Regions from separate parts of the Homo sapiens genome. Here region 2 is linked to region 1. Evidence: read pairs that join two places in POLR2A ChIA-PET (ENCODE). Cell type or tissue: B cell. All regions are shown on one strand. Links, peaks and the distances in the headings refer to the core of each region. The heading gives the core; the rest is flanking DNA. Region 1 overlaps TP53I11 (tumor protein p53 inducible protein 11). Region 2 overlaps LOC105376650 (a long non-coding RNA gene).

What was found. Peaks named below come from ENCODE experiments on the same cell type or tissue, not always from the same donor. Only the 100,000 strongest peaks of a DNase experiment are listed, where the experiment ranks them.
Region 2: POLR2A ChIA-PET joins it to region 1 with 16 read pairs; 3 of 35 experiments call an interaction of 5 or more read pairs at or near these places.

What each region holds. Positions count from the first base shown.
Region 1 is chr11:44,940,643-44,946,008 of GRCh38, forward strand. All of the region lies in intron 1 of TP53I11 (tumor protein p53 inducible protein 11), which reads right to left. Among named protein-coding and RNA genes, the nearest start is that of TP53I11, 7.6 kb to the right of the region's middle. RefSeq lists enhancers at 2,672-3,320, 4,530-5,133. In B cell, for the core only: no CTCF peak of the experiment used is centred there; DNase peaks (open chromatin) are centred at 2,639 and 3,211; H3K4me3 peaks cover 557 bases; H3K27ac peaks cover 498 bases.
Region 2 is chr11:45,023,348-45,028,713 of GRCh38, forward strand. All of the region lies in intron 1 of LOC105376650 (a long non-coding RNA gene), which reads left to right. Among named protein-coding and RNA genes, the nearest start is that of LINC02685, 52 kb to the left of the region's middle. In B cell, for the core only: no CTCF peak of the experiment used is centred there; a DNase peak (open chromatin) is centred at 2,924; H3K27ac peaks cover 2,504 bases.

The sequences.
Region 1 (5,366 bases), core at 49-5,048:
TCCATTCGGTCACTGAAGGCCATGTGGGTTGTTTCCAGTTGTTGATGATTATGAATAGAGCTGCTACAAACCCGCGTTTCTGTGGGACCGTAAGTTTTCATTTCTCTATGTAAATGCCAGGGGTGGAATTGCTGAGCTGTGTGGTACATCCCTGTTGGACTTTCAGAGAAAGCATCAAACTGTTTCCCAGAGCAGCCATGCCACTGCGTGTCCCTGGCAATGCAGTAGTGTTCCAGTTCCTCCACATCCTCACCAACACTCGGTAAGGTCGGTCTTTATTTCAGCCCTTCTACGAGCTCCTCCTGGCTGGTTAACCCCTCTCCCAGGCCAGACGTGCTGCCTCCCTCAGTCCTGCCTTACCTCTTCCTGCTGTGTGGCCTTGTGCTCTGAGTCTCGGTTTCCTCATCTGTGAAATGGAGCCATCATTCCCACTTCCTAGGGAGCCCGGGGCAAAAAGAAAAGCTCAGAGCACTCAGCAAAACACCTGCACATTTGCCTGAGGAATCCGCACTTAGTGAGGTCTACTGTGAGCAAGGTACATGGGTGGTGGGACAGGCCCCCTATCCTGAAAGAGCTCCCAGCCTTGGCCGGGGGAGGGGGCGCTGATCTGCTAGCCACTGATTAGAGCAAGTTACTTTTCCTCTCTGAGCTCCGGGGTCCTCATCTGTGAAACGAAAACAGCCAACCTCACTTTTCCCCTACAGCTGGTCTCAGGAGAAACAAAATAATGGACAGACAGTGCTTTAGAAAGAGCCAGCTCACTGCTCAAGCCAGAAGGCCTAATGGGTAAGTGCTTAACTGCTGAGGACGCTCCCTGGATTTGAATCCCAGATCCATCACTGCCTGGCTGTGTGCCCGTGGGCAGGTCAGTCACTTAACCTCTACGTGCCTCAGTCTTCCCAGGTGTAGTTGGGAAAATAAGGTGTCCTATCTTATAGAGATACTGTGAGAATAAAAGCTGTAATCTCCATGAAGCCATGGGGAAGTGCCTGGCCCACAGCAAGTCCCCAGTGAAGACAGGCAATTATCAGACACAGACACTGCCACCCTCCCCAGGCCTCCCATGTGGCAGTGGCACCAGGATGGAGGCCATGGAGGAGTAGGAAATGGATCTAACTAACACTTCTTAACTTCTCCGCCCCACTGGGCAAAGCCCCAGATCTCAGTCCCCGGGCACAAGGCTGGCGCTCAGCCACTGCCCACCAGGCCCAGGCTGTGTCCACGGCCCACCTCCGAGGGGCAGAAGCTTCCAGGCATTGGATGCATTGCTTTCCTCTGCCTGCTGACCCCTCTCCACCAACACATGCACACACACGCACACTGCACACACAGTACACACACACACACACCACATATACACACCATACTCACGCCACACACACACCACACACCACACACATACACACCACACACACCACACACATACCACACACACACCATACAAACTACACACACCACACAATACGTGCACACACACGCCACACAAACCCACCACACATACATCACACACACCCACCATACACAATGCACACACAAAACACACACACACCACACATACCCACCACGCACACACACCCACCACACACCTACCACACACCACACACACCCACACACTACACACACCCACCACACACATCACACACACCACATACCACACACCACACCCACACCACACATTACACACCATAGACACCACACACACACACCCCCACAACACACCACACACAACCATACACACACACCACACAAACCACAAACACCACACACACACCACACACACACACCATACACACACACACACACACACACACACACACACATACACACACAGAGCATTCCCCTCTGCATCCCAGGACGGAGTCAACAACAGCTGCTGCAAATCAACGGCTGTGGGACGTGTCAGTGCCCACCTGCTGGGGCTGGGAAGAGTGGGCACTACAGTGTCCTGGACAGAATTACTCATGGGTGGGACAATCTTCATCCACGGGCACTGCCATCAGACATCTGAGCTGGTGGGAACCACTGTGCCCACCTCCCAAGCCCACCCTAGCAGGGAGGGCATCACTCACAAAGGGCCCATGTGGCCCCACAGAGAAAATGGAATCTTGACCTCCAGGGAGGAGGGCCCCACACCCACCTTCCAGCACAGATAACTGCTCTGAGAACGGCGCTCCACCCCTACTTCACCCCCAGGACTGGGCCCTGCAATGATCAGATCCACCCAGCAGCCCCTCACCTGCCCCACTGGCGAGGCAAGCTGCACACACCCCTGAGGTCTCCCCTTGACCTTTCCTCCCCTTCAGGGCCACTCCAGGTGTTTATTTCAGGCCTAAGTGAGGACAGAAGACTCCACCGTGCACTATGGCCAAACCCCGGCTTTGGGGGCAGGGGACCTGGGTTTGAGTCTTGGCTCTGCCCTCTTGCCAGCTGCATGGCTTTGTGCAAGTCACTACACCTCTCCTAGCCTCAGTTTCCCCTCTTGTGAAATGGGGGTAGTGAGAACGCTCACCTCGCAGACGTGCTGGTGGAGAGAGAAAGAAGGAGTGCACGTGGGCACCCATGGGGAAAGTGCCCTGCCCAGGGAGGAGTCTGGCCCTCCTTCCACTTCCCTTTCTCCACTCAGCCGTGCACAGTGGAAAAAGCCTGCCATCAGTGCTGTGAAGCTTCCTGCTCTGCCCCACTGCCTTCTGAAGGGCCCCCGGGGGTTTCCCCCAGGAGCCAGGCTGCAGGAGGCTGGGGGCAGGGGCAGCAAGGACAGCCACTCCTCCACCCACATCACCTGTCTGGCAAGAAGGGAGGACATGGCTCCTAGGGCCCAGGCCTGGGATCCTGAACCTTTCCCTTCTGCCCTGCCAGCTGCTCTCGCCCACATTCCCGATCAGCCAGCAAACCTTTCAACAGTGGTTCTCATTGCTGACCCTTTACACAAGTGAGAAGGTCCCTGGGACACTCTGTCCCCCCACCATGCTCCTTGTTCCTCCAGGCTATCTTGCACACAGCCCCTCTTCCCAGGGCCCTCCCAGGGCACTGGGTCCTCATCCTCCTCTGGACTCTCACGGGTCTCAGTGTCTGCAGCCACTGGCCACTTATAGCCTCTACTCCTGGTCATTTCACGGCAGTTTGACTCCCCAAGACCAACCAGTCTGAAGGTATGGCTTGTACTGTGCTCCTCCGTGTATCTCCCCGTGAGGCTGGGGTGCACAGCAGGCACTTTGTCAACACAGGTGGAATGAGCAGCTGTCAGGCTAAGCCCAACCAGCACACTCAGAAGCCCACAGGTTAGACGTGGCGGGCTGAGGGGAGGCTGTGCCCCAGGCCACATGGAAGCTGGTGGCATAGGGCAGGAAAGGGCTTTCCAATTAGGCAGAACTGGGTTCAAAAGTGGCCACTCTCTGTTGGTCAGGTGGCCTTAAGCGAGCAGTCTCAGCCCTCAATACAATGGGGATCACACCACAGCGCCTTACTTGCCTTACTCATGGGGTGCTGAAGACTCCAGGAGATGGGGTGCAAATGCTCTTGGCAGAGGACCTGGCAGTGGGGGGTCTGGACAGCCGTGAAGGTTAGAGGACTGGATGAGAACACTGGCCTCTGACATTGCCCCACCTCCTCAGAAAGCTGTGGCATCACTCGCAGGGGAGTGCCCCAGGGCAAGGATTTCTTTGGGTCTTGTTCTCTGAGCCTGGGACAACTCCGGGCACAGGAGGAGTTCAACAGGCATTTGTGATTGAATGAATGAGTCGGGAGGAGCTAAGAGGCCCTCTTCAGCCAAGATCTGACTCCCTGCAGTCCCTCCCACCTCCCCATCTGCTGTGGAATCTGAGGCCAGGGAAGAGCACCTCCACATGCTTCCCAGGGGCGAGGCGGGAACAAGCAAAGTCCCCAAGACTAAACCAGCCAGGAAGAGAGGGGCTTTTTGGGGATACAAGAGTCAGAAGAGGATGACAGACAGGGAGGTGGTAAGCATATTTGTAACGATTGGGAAAACTTGGGCTCAAATCCCTGCTCCTCTTTATTGCTCTGTGACCTCAGGAAAGTTACTTAACCTCTCTGAGCCTCTATGTCCTCATCTGTGAAACCAGACTACTACTTCTGTACAAAGCCCACAGGTTTGTGATGTGTGATGATAAGAAAGTGCAGCTGAGGAGCCTGGCCTCTGGTGTGTACTCTGTAAAGGACAGCAATTAATAACATGAATAAGGTGGCTGCCCAGGCTCTGCCCTGGCCAGATCAGATGGGACTGAGGCGTCATTCCCATGCAGATCCTGGAGGACTTCCCCAACCCCCTGTCTCTTTCCCAGGAAGCCTGGTTTCTATAGAAACAGATGGACTGCCGAGCTGTCCCCAGCATGAAGACTATGCCCGTGAGGGCTGGCTTAGGAAACCTGACTGGCTGGGGGAGTGGGGAAGATGAGGGAGGGAAGAGGAAGGGGCCCAGAACATCCATCAGTGGCCAAGCCTCCCTGTGAGTCAAGGGGGAGTCACTGCTGCTGCACACCTCAGCCAAGGAGCCACTGCCTTTCCAAACAAGAGCTTCTGTGATAGGGGCAGGCAGCACACCTGTTCCTCCACCCCTCATAAGGAAGACTGCCCCCAGGGCCACCTACCCCGGGGCTGGGAGGAGCGGGGCAAGTACTTCAAGACCATGAATCCCCTGCTATCCCCACCACAACCCTATGAGAATGGCCATATTATCACCCCCATCTTACACATGAGAAAACGAAGGCTCATGTGACTTATTCGAGTGTCCCTTGAGGTAAGTGGCAGAGCTGGAATTCAAGCCAAGGTAACTGTTCTTTAACTGGACATCCTAAGAGAAGCTGATGTGTGTGTGCAATGTGTGCGGTGGTGGGGGTGGGGGGGCGTTTGGTGGACGTGAACTGAGCTCTAACCCATCTTCCCCATGGCAACTCCCCCGGAAAGTCCCTGGTGGTCGCCAGCATCTGGACTCCTCTCTGGGGTCCAGCCTCCCTTGGGTTAAGGCCCTGCGACTCCAGCAGGACTTGGGGAGGGATGCAGGGAGACCCATTGTTCTGTTATCGCTTTAGTACAAAATAGCTGGAAATGGGGTCTGGGACAGGGCAACACAGAGTTGGGGGGCGGGGTGCTGGCAGTGAGAGCCAGAGCCTCAGGCCCCCGGCCAGAGAGAAGGGGAGGCAGGAGAAAGAATCTCTGCTCCCTGGAGGGCGGGACGGAATAGAAGGTCCAGAGCTTGCGTCATCCGCTCCAGCTGCGGTCCCTCCCAGGGCTGCCGTCGGCCCCTTGGGCAGGATGGAGTCTAGAGATCCCCTAGCCCAGAATCTATTGCCTGGGCCATCAGGCAGTGAATCCACTTGTCAATGGCTGTACTGGAGAGGCTTAGGGACTAA
Region 2 (5,366 bases), core at 280-5,279, 83 kb after region 1:
TGACTGTAGATTATAGCATGGTGGATAGAACATAGGGCCAAGGAGGAAGGCCTGGGGGGTCAGTGGGCAACCATTTGGGTCTGCAAGGGCAAGCTGGTGCTTGTGTGCCAGGACCGCAAACCAGGAGCCAGGGCTGGAGCTCCTCCAGCCCAGTGAGGTTCAAGGGAAGGGGGAGGGCAGTGGCTTCTTGTCACCATTTAGACACTGGGACCTAAGAAAATGGCTGAGTGAACTGTGTCACTCAGTTTCTGAGGCCTGCTTTCCAAGTTTATAAAACAGGCCTGATGGCATGGGTGATTAAATGACATGATACGTGAGTTACCTGCCATCAGTCAGCCCCAGTGTCCACTTCAGACCCTCTTTCAATCTACTCTCCACGGTATCAGGAGAATGAGCTTTTTGAAAACACAGACCCATCGTGCCACCCCTCTATTCACACGCTTGCCATCATAACCAGGAGAAAGTCCAGCCTCCTCACCATGGCCTAGAGGGGTCACTTTGGCTGCTGTGCTGTTTCTTGAATATGCCAAGCACACTCCAGCCTCAAAGTCTTCACACTTGCTGTTCCATCTGCCTACATTATTCCCTCCACTAGTTTACATCTTGTAAACTCCTACTTATTTGTTAAGCCTCAGCTTAAATGATACTTCCCAAGGGAAGCTCCCGTCAGGCTGAATTTGGGCCCTTGTTTGTAACAACTATAAAATCATATACTTTTTCTTCAAATCCCATATTTATTCTTGCAGTTATATGTTTAATGTGTGTCTGCCCCACCAGACTGTAAGTTCTTAGCAAACAGGGACCCTCTGCTTTGTTCATGATCATGTCTCTAGTGCCTGGTACCATGCCTTGTACATGGTAGGTGCTCAATTGTTCTTAATAAATAGTTTGTGATAGAAGGATTATATGAATGATTGAATGTCTATCACTTTACTTCAAGTTTCCCCTGGGACCAAGGCTCTGGATTGACTTCAGCAATTCTTGGCACTACCCACATTTGAAGTAGCAACCTGGACTAAGACTTCAGCACCCATGCCCCTATTCCCAGCTCTATGGGAATCTTCCAGTGAATTCTGGAAGTCATTAAACCTCTCTGGTTCTTAAGTTCCCACGTCTATAAAATGAGGAAAGAAAGCTCCTCCTCTGGTTTCCCAAAGAGTCTGGGAGGAGGAACGGCAGCAGCGCATCTGCAAAGTGCTGAGCCTCTGCAGGGGAGTGGCTGGCCTTGGTCTGCTGTACAGGGTGACACGCATAATATCCAAAAATTGGAAACCAAGGCTGTCTCTGGTTATCCTCCATGGGAGTCTGCAGTACAGGAGAGGGATTTGAAGAAGAGGATCTGTCTCCCAAGTTCACCTCACAAGATCATGGAGTCCAGTGCCATAATGGAGGGAGAATTTGGGGGAAGTTTTGGGAGGAGGTGAATATATTTTGCACGTGGAAAAATTATGGTCAAATGGAGGTTCTGTGGTGGATGAACAATGAAATCCTTTGTAGCATTTCACATTGAGGGCAAGAGTCCCTGTCACCTCTTGACCTCTACAAGAGGTCTCACAGCTCCCACTCTTGCTGTCTTGGAATCTAGCTGCCACATAAGGAAGCCCAAGCTAACTCCCTGGAGAAGCCACCTGGAGGTAAACTGAGGCACCTGATTGGCAGCCCCATCCCCATTGCTAGACTTGTGAGTGAGGCCATCTGGGACCAGCCAGCCCCTAGCTGACCTTGCCTCTTCCTTAAAACTGGTCCAGCCAACACCACACAAAGAGGATTCATCCCAGCGGAACCTTGCCCACATAGCCAAACCTTAGAGCCATGAGCAGTCAGTGATGGTTGTTTTAAGCCACTCAGTTCTGGGGTGGCTTGTTTTGCCCCAATATATAATTGAGGCAGCTGTCTGTGTGTCCATTTGTCTCTTTGGCCAGACTTTCTTATTCTTCTTCCTGTCTCCTGATCACAGCAGAGCAGAATATTAAGAGCATGCAGCTGCATCAGAAAGATTTGGATACAAATCTTGATTTTCCTACTTACACGCTGTGTGACCTTAGACAGGTTTCTTAACCTCTCTGAACTTATATTTTCTTTCATCAGTAAGATGCACACACCTTTGGCTTATGGGTTGCGAGTTTGAAATGAGATACTAGTCAGTGCCTGGCACATAACTAGTACTCGTTAAATTTGTTAATCTGCCAATAAATATTTACTGAGCACATACTTCATGCTGATGCTGATCCTGGAATTAGGAGGCTGAACAAGACAGATGAGAGCTCTGCCCTCACAGGGGTTATAGTCCAGAAAGGGAAGACAGAATAAACACTTGAAAAACAAGATGATGGCAGATGGTTACACATGCTCTGAAGCCTATGGGACAGAAAGTCTGAGCCCATGGGACTAAGGCATGACATGGTTCAGGGGATGGGTCTAGGGAAGGCCTCTGTGGGGAGGTGACATCTAAACCAAGAGGTGGTTAATGAGCAGTAGGCAGCCACAAGAAAAGCAGGAGAAAAGGTGCTCTAGGAAGAGGAGCCAGCATATGCAAAGGCCCTGTGGAGGGACAGAAGTGGCAGAGACTGAGGAACCCAGGGGAGGCCAGCGGGGCTGCCACATGGCAGGAGGCGGGGGGCAGGCTGGAGGAGCTGATGCTGTGGCCTAAGTAGGTGGAGGCTGCTTTGTTATTATTGCTGCTGTTATTGACAGTAGCTCAGATTCAAGGCCTGATCCAGAGCAAGTGCTCGGTTCATGCTGGACAAATAGCTGATAAGCGAGGGCTTCAGGCATAACCTGTGTAATGTTTCCATGGAAACTTATCACTGCTTCCTGTTGGTAACCTGAGAGACTCCCAGAGGTCTCTCATCCTCTGGTCCTGCCCTGATCTGGGCTGGGGACTCACTTCCTCTTCCTCTGCATCTCACCCTGAGCCCCAGCTGTCGGGGAGGACGCACAGCACGGGGAATGGAAGCTCTTCCTGTCGCGGACCCTCTGCACACGCACAGCACACCAGGCCCAGATGGCCCTAGGCCAGGCCTCAAAGTTCCAGCCCACGTCAGCCCAGGTCCAGGATGCAGCTGGGCTCATGCAAGAGGAAGAGCTTACGCTGGTGGTGGGGAGTTGGGGAGCAGCCAGTCCACTGTTCTAGACAAAGGAGCTGGCCTGAGACGTGTTCCTCAGGAGACCCCACCACCAGTCACAGCAGCAACACAGTGGAAAGATGCTGTGTGGCCCCAGGACCGGGTCTGCAGCCCCATTCGACAGCTGAAGAAACAGAAGCAAAAGGCAGAGCTGGCCTGCTCTGGAAGGCTGGTGTTTTGAGAGCCAGGTTGTACTCGCCAGCTGGGCATACCTGTGTCCACACACATAGACCCACAAACACAACCTTACATGGTTCTACATGGTTATGAGAGATTCAGACATACATGCTGTTATGTGAGTAGGACAGAGACACAGACACACGCCATCCAACAGGACACTGTCTCTTATGAGGATGTGACATTCAAACATGTCATTCTACACAAGTCACACACACACAAAGCTGAGGACATATCCATTGATGTTTCTGCCCTCACTTCCCAGATAATTGTGCTGAAAAATAGAAACACCTGCACCCTACCAAGCTATTACCCGGCAGCGGCAGGAGCAGGCTAATTAAGCCTTCACAGGAGGCTGGCATTTTCCTGGCAGCCCTGCTGCCCCTCGCTGCCAGGGTGGCCGCCAGCCCGAGTGGCCTTTGTGATGAGCCCCAGGGGGCACACGGCCCAGCCTGTCTCCCTCTCCTCCCTCTCTGGGCCCTGAAATGATTCTGCATCTTGTTCTCCCAAAGGATGCCTCTTGGGCCAATGGCCTGCTTATGAAGATGGCTAGAATGAAACCCTCCCTGAAGCTTGAGGCCTGGATCAGCAGAGACCCTCCCAAAGTTCCCAGTTCTCTGACTGGAGGACATTTGAGGGACCTAAGTTAGCTGTGGACATGAGTGATGGATGCCCTCGGCTGTTCTCTGCCTATTCCAAGGGCTTAACTCCATCCCTCTGGCCAGAATGGGACTCAGTTTCCCCTTCTTGCCACCCTGGGCTTGGTTCTTGGCCATTCTCTCTCACACATTCACCTCTCAGCCACCCTGGACTTCCTGCTCTTCTTCCAATACGCCAAGCTCATGCCTGCCTCAGGGCCTTTGCACCTGCCCTGTTTTCTGTCTGAAACCCTCCCTTCCTTCCAGGTCTTTGCCTGTTCCTCTCATCATTCAGGTCTCAGCTCAAATGGCACCTCCTTAGGAAGCCCGCCCTGACCCACCTAGTTAAAATCTCTCCTCCAGGTGCGCCCCTCAGTTTTTTCTTAATTCAGTGGTTTTCAGCCCTGGCTGCTTGTTAGAATCACCAGGGGAGCTTTTAAAAATAACGGTGCCAGGGCATTGTGTAGGCTAATTAAGAATCTCTGGGATGTGGGTCGTGCATGCTGCCATTATTTTAAAAAACCCTATGTGGTTTGAATGTGCAGTCAGGACTAAGACATCTTGGTCCAGACACTTTTTGGTCAGCAAGAGAAAAGGCCGAATTTTGCAATCCCCTCCCTTCAGTGCTCTCTCCCTAATAGCTCTGTGATATGGGAACTATTATCACACCCATTTTACAGACCAGGAAACTGAGGCTGTAAGTCAGAGAAGTAAAGTACCCAAAGTCACACAGCTGGGAAACTGTAGAACTGGGAATTTAACCCAAGCACCATGGCTCTGGAGTCTGCCTCTTAATCCCAACACTTGGCTGCAGTTGTTTTATTAAATCTCACAACCACTCCATGACACGACATTTTAAAGATGGGGAACCATGGCTCAGAGAGTCAGGAGACATGACCAAGGTCACACAGCCAGGATTCAAACCCAGGTCAGGCCGACTCTAAAGCAGGGGTGTCCAATCTTTTGGCTTCCCTGGGCTACACTGTAAGAAAAAGAATTGTCTTGGGCCATACATAAAATATATGAATACTAACAATAGCTGATGAGCTGAAAAAAAAATTACAAAAAAAAAAATCTTAATGTTTTAAGAAAGGAAGGTTCAGGAATTCGTGTTGGGCCATATTCAAAACCGTCCTGGGAGGCATGTGGCCCGCGGGCTGTGGATTGGACAAGCTTGCTCTAAAGCATAGGAATTTGTGTTGGGCCATATTCAAAGCCTTCCTGGGTTGCATGTGGCCCGCGGACTGTGGATTGGACAGCTTGGCAGCAAGGCAGACCATATCAAATGAGGTCTGGGCCTGAAAACACATCACAACTTCACCCAAGGACCCAGCCTTCCTCTTGGGAAGCATCATCTCTCCCCAGCCTCCCAAGCCCCTTCTCTTTTCCCATCTCTATCACGCCCATTGCCTGGCTGTTTCCTGCT